Linked DNA regions of Homo sapiens: region 1 is linked to region 2. Evidence: read pairs that join two places in POLR2A ChIA-PET (ENCODE). Cell type or tissue: HepG2. All regions are shown on one strand. Links, peaks and the distances in the headings refer to the core of each region. The heading gives the core; the rest is flanking DNA.

Evidence for each region. Peaks named below come from ENCODE experiments on the same cell type or tissue, not always from the same donor. Only the 100,000 strongest peaks of a DNase experiment are listed, where the experiment ranks them.
Region 1: POLR2A ChIA-PET joins it to region 2 with 6 read pairs; 1 of 35 experiments calls an interaction of 5 or more read pairs at or near these places.

What each region holds. Positions count from the first base shown.
Region 1 is chr11:32,089,752-32,095,130 of GRCh38, reverse strand. It overlaps RCN1 (reticulocalbin 1), which reads right to left and starts at 4,057. Exons shown (of 6, transcript NM_002901.4): 1 at 3,681-4,057. The coding sequence starts at 3,934. RefSeq lists an enhancer at 2,123-2,844 and a silencer at 3,313-4,342. In HepG2, for the core only: no CTCF peak of the experiment used is centred there; a DNase peak (open chromatin) is centred at 2,220; H3K4me3 peaks cover 1,529 bases; H3K27me3 peaks cover 980 bases.
Region 2 is chr11:33,833,021-33,838,399 of GRCh38, reverse strand. No RefSeq gene overlaps it. Among named protein-coding and RNA genes, the nearest start is that of LINC02721, 13 kb to the right of the region's middle. In HepG2, for the core only: a CTCF peak has its summit at 2,770 (motif pointing left); a DNase peak (open chromatin) is centred at 2,739; H3K27me3 peaks cover 539 bases.

The DNA.
Region 1 (5,379 bases), core at 227-5,226, 1.7 Mb after region 2:
TGCTCTGATCCTGGGGACACAGTGGAGACATGCCAGTGGGTTACCCAACGCCAACTGGGAAACATAATCTCAGGGTAATGACATCAGACTCTACAATCCTCTTTTGTGGAAAGGACAGCATCTAATCTATGCCAAATAAACATCTAGGACATAGCTCAGCCTGACAAATATTAGGGACTCAATAAATATTTGTTGTAAGAATAAATAAGATCTTAACCTTCTCTTTAACAATGTCAAGGGAGATCCTGGGAAAGGCAGCTAGGATGGAGATGAAGCCTAGCACTTTCATCAGAACACCTGGATCCCCGTCCTGCCTCTGGTCCCCATTATCTGCGTGATCTTGGGCAAGTGTCTTGACTCTCTGAGTTTCCCCATCTGTAAACTGAACACCTACTTCACAAGGAATGTTGTGAGGAATAAAGGAGAGAATGCATGCTTTTCCTCACTAAAGACAATAATCTAGATCAGTGGCTGATGGTAGCTGCTACACAGTAGCCATTCGGGTGTTTGTTGCATGAATAAATGAATGAAGTTAAGGTGTTGATGCAAGGAGCAAACCCAGACCAACTCCATCATCATTTGTTCTCAACACCAACAGGTAACAGAATGAGCAAAACCTTTTGATGGGACCTATGGCCACTTGGAGGTACCCTGCTAGCCGCCAAATAGGGCTGGCCGACTCTGCTGCAGACGATGACTGACACATGGGAATAAAGGTGTCAAGAGAAGCCAGATATGGGGGTCTGTATGTGAAACCATTCAAACTTTAAACGTGGGCAAGTAATTTACACTGTGTCGCATATTTATGAATGCATGCAGCCTACGGGTTCCCACTTTGCAACCTCTGGTCCAGGTGTCTTTAGGGGCCTTAGAGCTGTCACATTTTCAGGACTGACAGGTGATGGTGACAAAGTTGCCTAGATCCAGCCACACTCATTCCTCCTCAGCCCAATCTTGGAGGGGACCACTGAAACAGAAGCTTTGGACAGAGGGGCAGCTTCTCACACTCAGCCCCATCCCAAACAGGACCCATAATTTCCAGCACCTCCTACCCCGCCTCTACCCCACATTTAACCTACAAGTGAATGGTGCATCCATCACCCATCTGGTGGCTAAGGCCAGAGACCCGGATGTCCCCTTGATTCCTACCTCTCTCTTCTCCCCCTCATTGAGTCAAGAGCAAGAGCTGCCAGTTCTGCCTCCCACTGGTGTCTAGATTCATCCCCTCCTGGAATCCGGAGAGACCAAGCCCCTTTGGCATTCACCTCCTCTCCCTGCCACTGGTCTAGTCTGTGCCTTGATTATGTTCTCTGTGTACTGCCCTCCTGCCAGCCTGACTTTCCCAATGAGTTTTGGGGATTATGACATTTTGACAATGTACAGGATAACATCTCATGTCCATCTCACCAAGGTCCTTCCTGCTCTGCCCTTGGTTTCCCCTCCATTCTCACCTCTCACTTCCCTTCCCTGCCCCTTTGCAGACTCACCACCCCTCATGCCCCAGAACGCTTTTCAAACCCTTTAGAAATGGGCTGTTTTCTCTTCAGGAAGGCCTTCCCCTGCTGTACACCTGGCAACCTCCAAGTCATCCTACAAACTCTGATCAGGTGACAGCCCCAATCCCCTCTCTCTAACCTGCAGCCTTGGCGGCTCCTTCTCCTGAATGTGCTCACAGTAGGTTTTATAGGCCATCATTGCAGCAATTGTGCATAATGGCTAGTTTGTCTGTGCTTCTCTCCTCCACATTTGCTTACAAGCACTTCGACGCCCAGAGCATAAGGTTTCATCTTTGTACCTGCCAGTTATCTAAACTGGGGCCTGGTACACAGTAGCCATTCAAATGTTTGTTGCATGAATAAATGAATGAAGTCAAGGTGTTGATACAAGGATCAAATCCAGACCAACTTCACCGTCACTTTTTCTCACTACTAGGCTGAACTGTCACAATGAAGGCATTAACTGGAAGCTGCATGACCACACCTTATAAAGTTTTCCAAATCCCAAAACCTCTCCCTGCCTCCTCTCCAGTGACAATGTGGCTGCCACTCAGGGCTCCAGGATAAATCAGTCTCCAAGTGCCTCAAAGCAATACAATAGACTGAACTCATCAATGGCCCCTATTGTTAAGTCCTAACTGAGAAGAGAAAGTACTCTGCAAGATAAAAGGTAATTGTTTGGAGGTGACTTTGAAGTTCAAAGGTCTTTTTATCAGAGCAGGCAAATGGTGCACCTACACAATAGGTATAATTTATCCTCATATTCCAATGAAACACTTTGGCCTTTGGAGGCCCCCAGGAGCACAGGGATGGCTGTGTTCTCTTTCATGTGGCAGAACATGAAGATCCTCCACCCCCAGGAATCAGGTTCAGGGAGATCTGAGACCTGGTGCCCAATAGGCAGGACTGCTGGTTTCTTCCCCAGCCCTGCCTCCATCTGGGACCAGGCTGCCTGCTGGGTCCTCTGTGCAAGGACCACCAGATACCTCCGCACAGTGCCCAAGTGTTTCCTCAGGGGACCCGGGGAGGGTGTACTAAAATGCGCCGAAGTTTTGTTTCCCGGGTTTGGTTCCTGACTCAACTGCCTTTAACAGCCCAAGTCAAAATCCTCCACCACCAAGAGAACCCTCCAGCTTTTTGCCCCCCAAACAAATCAGTTGCCAAAGAACTGAGTGCTTCTGCAGACATCTGCTGCCAACAGAAACGTTTCAGGCGAACCGTTTCCATTCCTGCTCCCTCGTGTTTCCAATCGGAAACTGCGTGTCCCTTTTCAACCGGATTTTTGTATCCCTACACTAGATTTTATTTTATTTTTATTTTTATTATTTTTGAGATGGAGTCTCACTCTAGCCCCGGCTGGAGTGCAGTGGCGCAATCTCGGCCCACTGCTACCTCCGCCTCCCGGGTTCAAGCGATTCCCCTGCCTCAGCCTCCCAAGTAGCTGGGATTACAGGCGTGTGCCACGACGCCCGGCTAATTTTTGTATTTTTAGTAGAGACGGGATTTCGCCGTTTGGTCAGGCTGGTCTCGAACTCCTGACCTCAGGTGATCTCCCCACCCCTCCCCCCGCCTCGGCCTCCCAAAGTGCTGGGATTACAGGCGTGAGTCACCGCGCCCAGACTCCTTACGATAGATTTACAGGGCGATTAGGCAAAAGGCAAGACCACTGCGGCCGAGACCAGGAAGCAAGCCTGTCGCTCGCCTGCCCCTTCATCTTTTATCCATTTATGTTCATCCCTGAGATTTTCTTAGCGAGTGTCTCAAGCCCTTCTCCCCGGGAGTGGGGGATCAGAGAGAAACTGCGAGAGAGTGGGGAGGAACTCATGGCACTAACAGGCCACTGTGGACAAACTCTTCTTTTGTGCACTCTCCCCTCCCTTCTGATGCAACCTGGGGGAGGGGGCGGGCCCTCGCCGTCCTGGCTCCCGCGGCCGCTGCCACGTTCTCGCCTCCCCGCGAGAAACCACCCCGGCCGGGGCGCGGCGGCGGCGATCTCCAAGCTGGGGTCCCGGGGCCCTCCAGCAAGTTAGCCTGAGCCCCAGCGCCGAGTTGGGCAGGGCCCCATCCTCGAGGCCGCGCGCGCGATTTCGCTTTCGCTTTGGCGGTGGTATCCCGCGTGGCTCTCGCCCAGGCGGCCCTCGGACACCTGCGCCGCCCCCCACGGGGCCCTGGCCGCGGCCTCACCCTAGCCTCTCCTTGCTCTCGTCCGGGGTGAGCTGGTCGAAGGTCTTGGAGTCCTCCTTGCCCAGGAAGGCCTCGTGGTCGTACTGGAAGCTCTGGTTGTCCTCAGGGGGCCGCTCGCCCAGCTCCGAGTCGGGCCGCACCACGCGCTCTTTGCGCACCGTGGGCTTGGCCCGCAGAACCCGCGGCGCCAGCACCAGCGCCAGCAGCAGCCCCAGGGCTAACCCCAGGCGGCGGCCGCGGCCACCGCGCGCCATCGTCCCGAGGAGAGGGCGGCCGAGAGGGAGACGCTGAGCGAGCGACAACAGCGGCAGCTCGGGAATGGGGACTCGGAGCGCGGCGGCAGCGACAGGGTTGGGGCCGGCGCGGAGGAGGGGACTGGCCAGTCCCTCCGCCAGTGCCCGCCCCGAGCCGGAGCAGAGGGGCGCGCCTGGGCCTCGGGCTGGGAAGCTGCGGGCGGCCCCGCTCGCGCGCCCATTGGTCGCTGAGCTGCCGGGGGAAGCCGGGGCCGCGGAGCCACGTCGCCAGCTGGGGTGGTGGGCGCGGGGCTCGTGTTTCGCCTCGGCCCCTCCCCGCGATCTTGTTGCTAGGGGCGGGCCCGGGCGAACTGGGCTAGGGACTGGAGGGCTCGGAGGAGGATTGGGAAGTTCTTTGTCAAGCAACAGATGTGCAGGATAAAATTCCCTCTGACTTCCTACAGTTCCGGGAAAACTGTAAGGAAGGAGACGTTGCCCTTCCTCAACTTCCAACTGAGACCCCGAATCTCAGCCCTAGACCCTGCTCTAAGATGTGCTCTCAAACCCAATTCAACCCCATTTAGTAAAATTTGGAGTCTGGTTACAAACGCGAGCCTGGAAGGAGACCAAGACGGGCGAAGTCCCCTAGAAACGAGGGTCGTACTGTCAGTCGTCAAGGAGGGTCAAGCGGGGAACTTCTATATGACCAAGAGTCCCTCTAAAGGGAGCGGTACTGTGCGTTCCAGCTGCCAGGGGAACGCAGGCCCCACGCTGATAGATAGTCCTGTTTCCCAAATGAAATCAATCAGGATTTTAGATTTTTATGTTTTATTTCTAAATGTTGGTAACTCATTTTACAAAAGCACTAGTTGGATCCAATCTTACCTGTATTCAGTTGGTAATGCTACCAATACAGATATCTGTCCCATCAAACTTTCTGCAATGATGGAAATGCCCTCTATCTGGTCTGGCCTGTAGGTAGTGGCTGTTGAGCACTTGATGTGTAGCTTAGTGTAAGTGAGGCACTGAAATTTTAATTTAAATCTAAACTTAAAGAGCCACACGGGACTAATGGCTACCGTATTGGACGGTGAGGTCTCGAGCAGTCTCAGCCTTTTGACACTCATTGAAAGCCATGATCCTCTTCCAGAAAAATGCACATACAGCTACTGACACGGGTGCTTGATTAAAGAGTCGGAGGATTCATGGATCTTTTGAAGCCCCACCTATGAGCCCCAGGTTAAGAATCCCTAGAAGGCCGGGCACGGTGGCTCATGCCTGTAATCCCGGCACTTTGGGAGGCGGAGCCAGGTAGATCACTTGAGGTCAGGAGTTCGAGACCAGCTTGGCCAACATGGTGAAACACCGTCTCTACTAAAAATACAAAAATTAGCTGGGCGAGGTGGCGGGCGCCTGTAATCTCAGCTAGTCGGAGGCTGGGGTAGGAGAATCGCTTGAACCTGGGA
Region 2 (5,379 bases), core at 264-5,263:
CATTCTCAGCAAACTAACACAGGAACAGAAAACCAAACACCGCATGTTCTCACTCATAAGTGGGAGTTGAACAATGAGAACACATGGACACAGAGAGGGGAACAACACACACCAGGGCCTGTTTGGGGGTTGGGGGTGAGGGGAGGGAACTTAGAGGACGGGTCAATAGGAGCAGCAAACCACCATGGCACACGTATACCTGTGTAACAAACCTACACGTTCTGCACATCTATCCCTTTTTTTTTTTTAGCAAAAAAAAAAGAGTAGTTATATAATTTCTTAGATGATATAAAAAAATTCAGTGCTGTAAAATAGATATTTGCTGCATCATTCAATATCAAATGTAAAGACACATAACAAAAAGTATAAAATACTCTAGACCTTTTTTAGGATCCTCTGTTGCAATCCATTATGATTTCTATGCATACTTGTGGCATTGCTGTATGTAACTTTTCTTTACATTTGCAAGTAGCCTTCTGAAAGTTTGTACATGCTTTCTTTTGTCATCTACTGGACAACCTCCCTCACCCAAATATCCACATATGAAATGTTTGTGTTCTAATAGTTTCATGTGTTCTTTATGTGTAGTTCTAATAGCTTTATGTGTTCTACCTGGCTTATACCAGAGACTGTATCTGAAATAATAAAGATAAATAATCTTTTTCAAAATTAGTTCATTCATTACTTCTGCTATCAGTTTAACTATTTGGTTTTTATATTTTATTCCTTAAAACTGTGTAACATTATTTGGTATCAATGTGCCATATTTTATTGAATTTTTGATAGTTTTTGCTAAGGAAGACAATTTTCCCTCCCTTCCTTCCTTGTTTCCTTCCTTCCTTCCTTCCTTCCTTCCTTCCTTCCTTCCTTCCTTTCTTTTTTTGAGACTGAGTCTCACTCTGTTGCCCAGGCTGGAGTGCTGTGGCACGATCTGGGCTCACTGCAACCTTTGTCTCCCGGGTTCAAGGCTGAGGGCCTGCCTCAGCCTTCCGAGTAGCTGGGACTACAGGCACGCACCACCACACCTGGCTAATTTTGTACTTTTAGTAGAGATGGGGTTTCGTCATGTTGGCCAGGCTGGACTTAAACTCCTGACCTCAAGTGATCCGCCCACCTTGGCCTCCCAAAGTGCTGGCATTACAGGCGGGAGCCATCATGCCCTGCCGGAAGACAATTTGCATCACTGCACTAGTAGTTTCCTGGATAATCTTCTCCCTAGATGTTGTCTTGTCAAAGCCGAGTCATGTATATTACGTGCACATGATATTGTTTCTCTTTATCATAGCATCTTTATCACTTTATATTATATATATTTCAAATCTTTGAATTCTTAACACCATTGAAGTGCATTTACCCTCTGTTTATTAGTATTATGTGATAAGTACTGCCAACCCATTCTAACATCTTTATTCTTCAGTTGACACTTTTTTTTCATCCCTGAAGAATTTGCAATATAGAGAAAACACAGAAACCATTAAGGTAGAATAATAAGGGGCGTGGTCGGTTTGACATTGGTAAGAATTTATGGGCCGGGCGCGGTGGCTCACGCCTGTAATCCCAGCACTTTGGGAGGCCGAGGCGGGTGGATCATGAGGTCAGGAGATCGAGACCATCCTGGCTAACAAGGTGAAACCCCGTCTCTACTAAAAATACAAAAAATTAGCCGGGCACGGTGGCGGGCGCCTGTAGTCCCAGCTACTCGGGAGGCTGAGGCAGGAGAATGGCGTGAACCCGGGAAGCGGAGCTTGCAGTGAGCCGAGATTGCGCCATTGCAGTCCGCAGTCCGGCCTGGGCGACAGAGCGAGACTCCGTCTCAAAAAAAAAAAAAAAAAAAAAAAAAATTTATGAATAAGTAATTTCTGAAAACTTCCTACCTGTACTGATAGTAGTTAAATACGATGGAAAGTTAAAATTCTTATGTATACATTTTGTAGACAAATTTCAAATAGAGTGTTCTATGGACAAAAATTCAAATTACATAGCCAAGTACCTCGATAGGGAAAAGAAAATCTAGTTTAATGTTTTCTTTTTCTCTTCCACTTTTTTCTCAAGTTATGTCTGACATAAATATTGAAATTAAATCCACATCCTAATTTAGCATTTTTTGCCTCCTGATTCTATCTTCTCCAAAAATATATTCAGTAGTCTAATTGATTGTCTTTGATTTCCTTCCATGTTTTCTGATTCTGAAATTAATTTTAAAAACTCCTTTGTAGTATCTGAGCAAAAAATCAATGGTATTTTATCTCGGAACTTACATGTACATAACATACAAAATATATAATTAACAGACTGCTAAATATTATCAAGCATTAATATTTTTATTAACAGGATATGCACAACAAGCAATTTCCATTATAGAACTAGCCAGATCACGAAGTGGTAATCTCTAATTTATGTGCATGTAATTCATTTTGTGGATTATCTGAGTGTATGTCATTTGATGGTGATTAATCTAATAATGAAAGTTCTTGTAGATTTAAACGAGGAATTCAGGAATAGCTTTTGGGTGCAGCGAACACAGCAGATAATGTGAAATGCAGTATGAAATATTAATTAGCCAGAGCTCTAACAACAATAGGGATTTAAAAAACATTTAAACACTCACCTACCAATAGATAAAGTGATTTCTTGTTTAGAAGTAAAAGTTATTTTCAGATGATGTTAGACATGTTGATTTCGAATACTGACTCATTTTTCCTTTGTAAATGGACTCTGAACAAAATATAGTAAACATCTTAAAACAAGACACTTTACTGCCATCTGCCGGGAAGTTGTAAGAAACATACAAATCGTCAATCTTTCCAATAAACAAAATAAAAATAAACATATAAAAATTATCACAATAATAAAGCATCTCTGATATGAACGGCACCTTGTTGAATGAGGAGTGCTTGTGCAGTGCCCAACATAGATCATCATGCCTAGATTTTACTATAGCTGCTTTCAAGTCTCTGTCAGAGAAGAGAAATTCCAGTTGGAGAAACATTCTTGAGGTCCAGTCTGGTGTTGCTCATTCATACTGTTGGTAGAAAACAGGGGAGGGGCCACAGTCTATAATTCAACTTCTGCAGAAGGCTGTCTACTCTCGTGAGTCAGACTGGGAGCTGGAGACTTTCATCACTTGCCCCAGGACAGAAGGCAGAATCTTCTCAAGGGTAAATCCATTGACTCTGCAGAAAGTGGGAGAAGGGGAGGAGTTAAACCCAGGAAAACTTTTTAAGGGAAAAAAGACTTGTCCCTTAAATTAGGGAGCTTGCAGATGAGCCAGAAGGATCCCTAAAGAACTTTAAGTGGAGGTAGGGGAGGGAGCTTTACGCATTTTGATTATAATTCTTCAGTGCAAACTCACAACTTCTTACTAGAAAGGGTGACATGAGCTCTGGCATGCTTTGCTTAGAAACAATGGTCAAGAATCCATTACTATTTTCTATTCCCAGAAGACAAATTCTCAGATGGAAAGGTGGTAAGACATCACCCTTATACACCCTCAGGTACTTGAGGTAAATCTTAAATGAGTCTGTATTTCTTGTGATGCAAATAGCAAAACTTAATATTAAACCAATAACTAATGCAGGGCTGAATGTCTTCCATTACCTCAGACAGTACCTGGCCCACAAGTGGCACTATCCCAAAGTGCTAAGTGAGCAATGATGATGTAGAATTAGGGAAACCAGAGAAGACTTCCAGGAGAAGGTGCTAGATCTTGACAAGGGGGCAGAATTGAGTTAGATCTCGACAAAGGGGCAGAACATTAGCAGGCAGAGACAGCAAGGAAAGGCCGCAGAGGTGTATATAGCCCTATGAAAAGCAAGACTCATAAAGTGGACAAAGAACTCGAACCATCGAGTGGACACTGGAGACAGGAGAATGTCAGGACAGCATGGTGACAGTGTATAGTGAGGAAGCTGAGATGTGGCAGGGGCCACAGTTTTGACACTGTGCATGGAAGCCAATTTGCAAGGGAGAATAATGATTGAATGGGAGAGGAGGGAAGGAAAACTAGAGAAGAGGAGGTTAGTTAAGCTACTCTCTCTCTTAATTTTTCAGTAAAGTAATATGTATATGTATATATTTCAAAGTGCACATAAATATATATAGCTTGATGAATAATTGATTTATTTACTTCTAACAACATAGATTAATTTTCAGATCTACTTTTTTGAAAAGGAGTTTTAAAAGATGGTAAAAGGAGAAAAATGGGATGGTAGCTTGAGTGGAAGCATCAATGGAAAGGAATTTTTAGGGCTGGTCTTGGTGGCTCACGCCTGTAATCCCAGCACTTTGGGAGGCTGAGTCGATTGCACTCTAGTCACCCAGGCTGGAGTGCAATGGCACGATCTTGGCTCACTGCAACCTCTGCCTCCCAGGTTCAAGCGATTATCCTGCCTCGGCCTCCCAAGTAGCTGGGATTACAGGTGCCCACCACCACACCCGGCTAATTTTTGTATTTTTTAGTAGAGACAGGGTTTCACCATGTTGGCCAGACTGGTCTCGAACTCCTGACCTTGTGATCCACCTGCTTCGGCCTCCCAAAGTGCTGAGATTGCAGGCATGAGCCACTGCGCCCAGCCCATAGACAGTTGTGAGCACGAACACTGAGCCAGACACACTCCCTAAGGTGTTATATGGTAATTCATTTGCTCCCCATAATAATGAGAAAGGCAATATTTATACGCCCATTTTACAGATAAAGAAATTAGCTGTGGGACTTATGGAAGTTAACTTTTTGATGTTTCAGTTTCCTTATCTATAAAATGCTAGCATTTAGAACATTGATAAGATTCATAGAGCCCATTCATTAGTTCAGCAAATTTTACCGAGCCCCTACTATGTGCCAGGCACTATTCTAGGCACTGGAGAAAGAGCAGGAAAAATGTTTTATTAGAAATACATTATATATATATATGGTTGGTGCAAAGGTAATTGCAATTTCAGACCATGAATTTGAAATCATTATAACTAGGCTCAAACACATCTTTATTCGTAAGAATAGGAACCATTACAATCAACACATTTTTACCAATGAGAAATGTTTGCTTATTGCTGTAGTGTAAAAATCCATACTTCAACATTTGAACTCTTGGAAAGCATTTTCTGCATCCTGCTGGTTGTGGAAGCGTTTTCCTTGCAAAAAGTTGTCGAGATGCTTGAAGAAGTGGTAGTCAGTCGACGAGAGGTCAGGTGAATATGGCGGATAAGGCAAAACTGTGTAGCCCAATTCCTTCAACTTTTGTTCAAAGTGTTGGTTGTGTGACATACGGCTGGGCATTGTCGTGGAGAGGAATTGGGCTCTTTCTGTTGACCAGTGCCGGCTGCAGGCATTGCAGTTTTTGGTGCAGCTCATCGATTTGCCGAGCATACTTCTCAGATGTAATG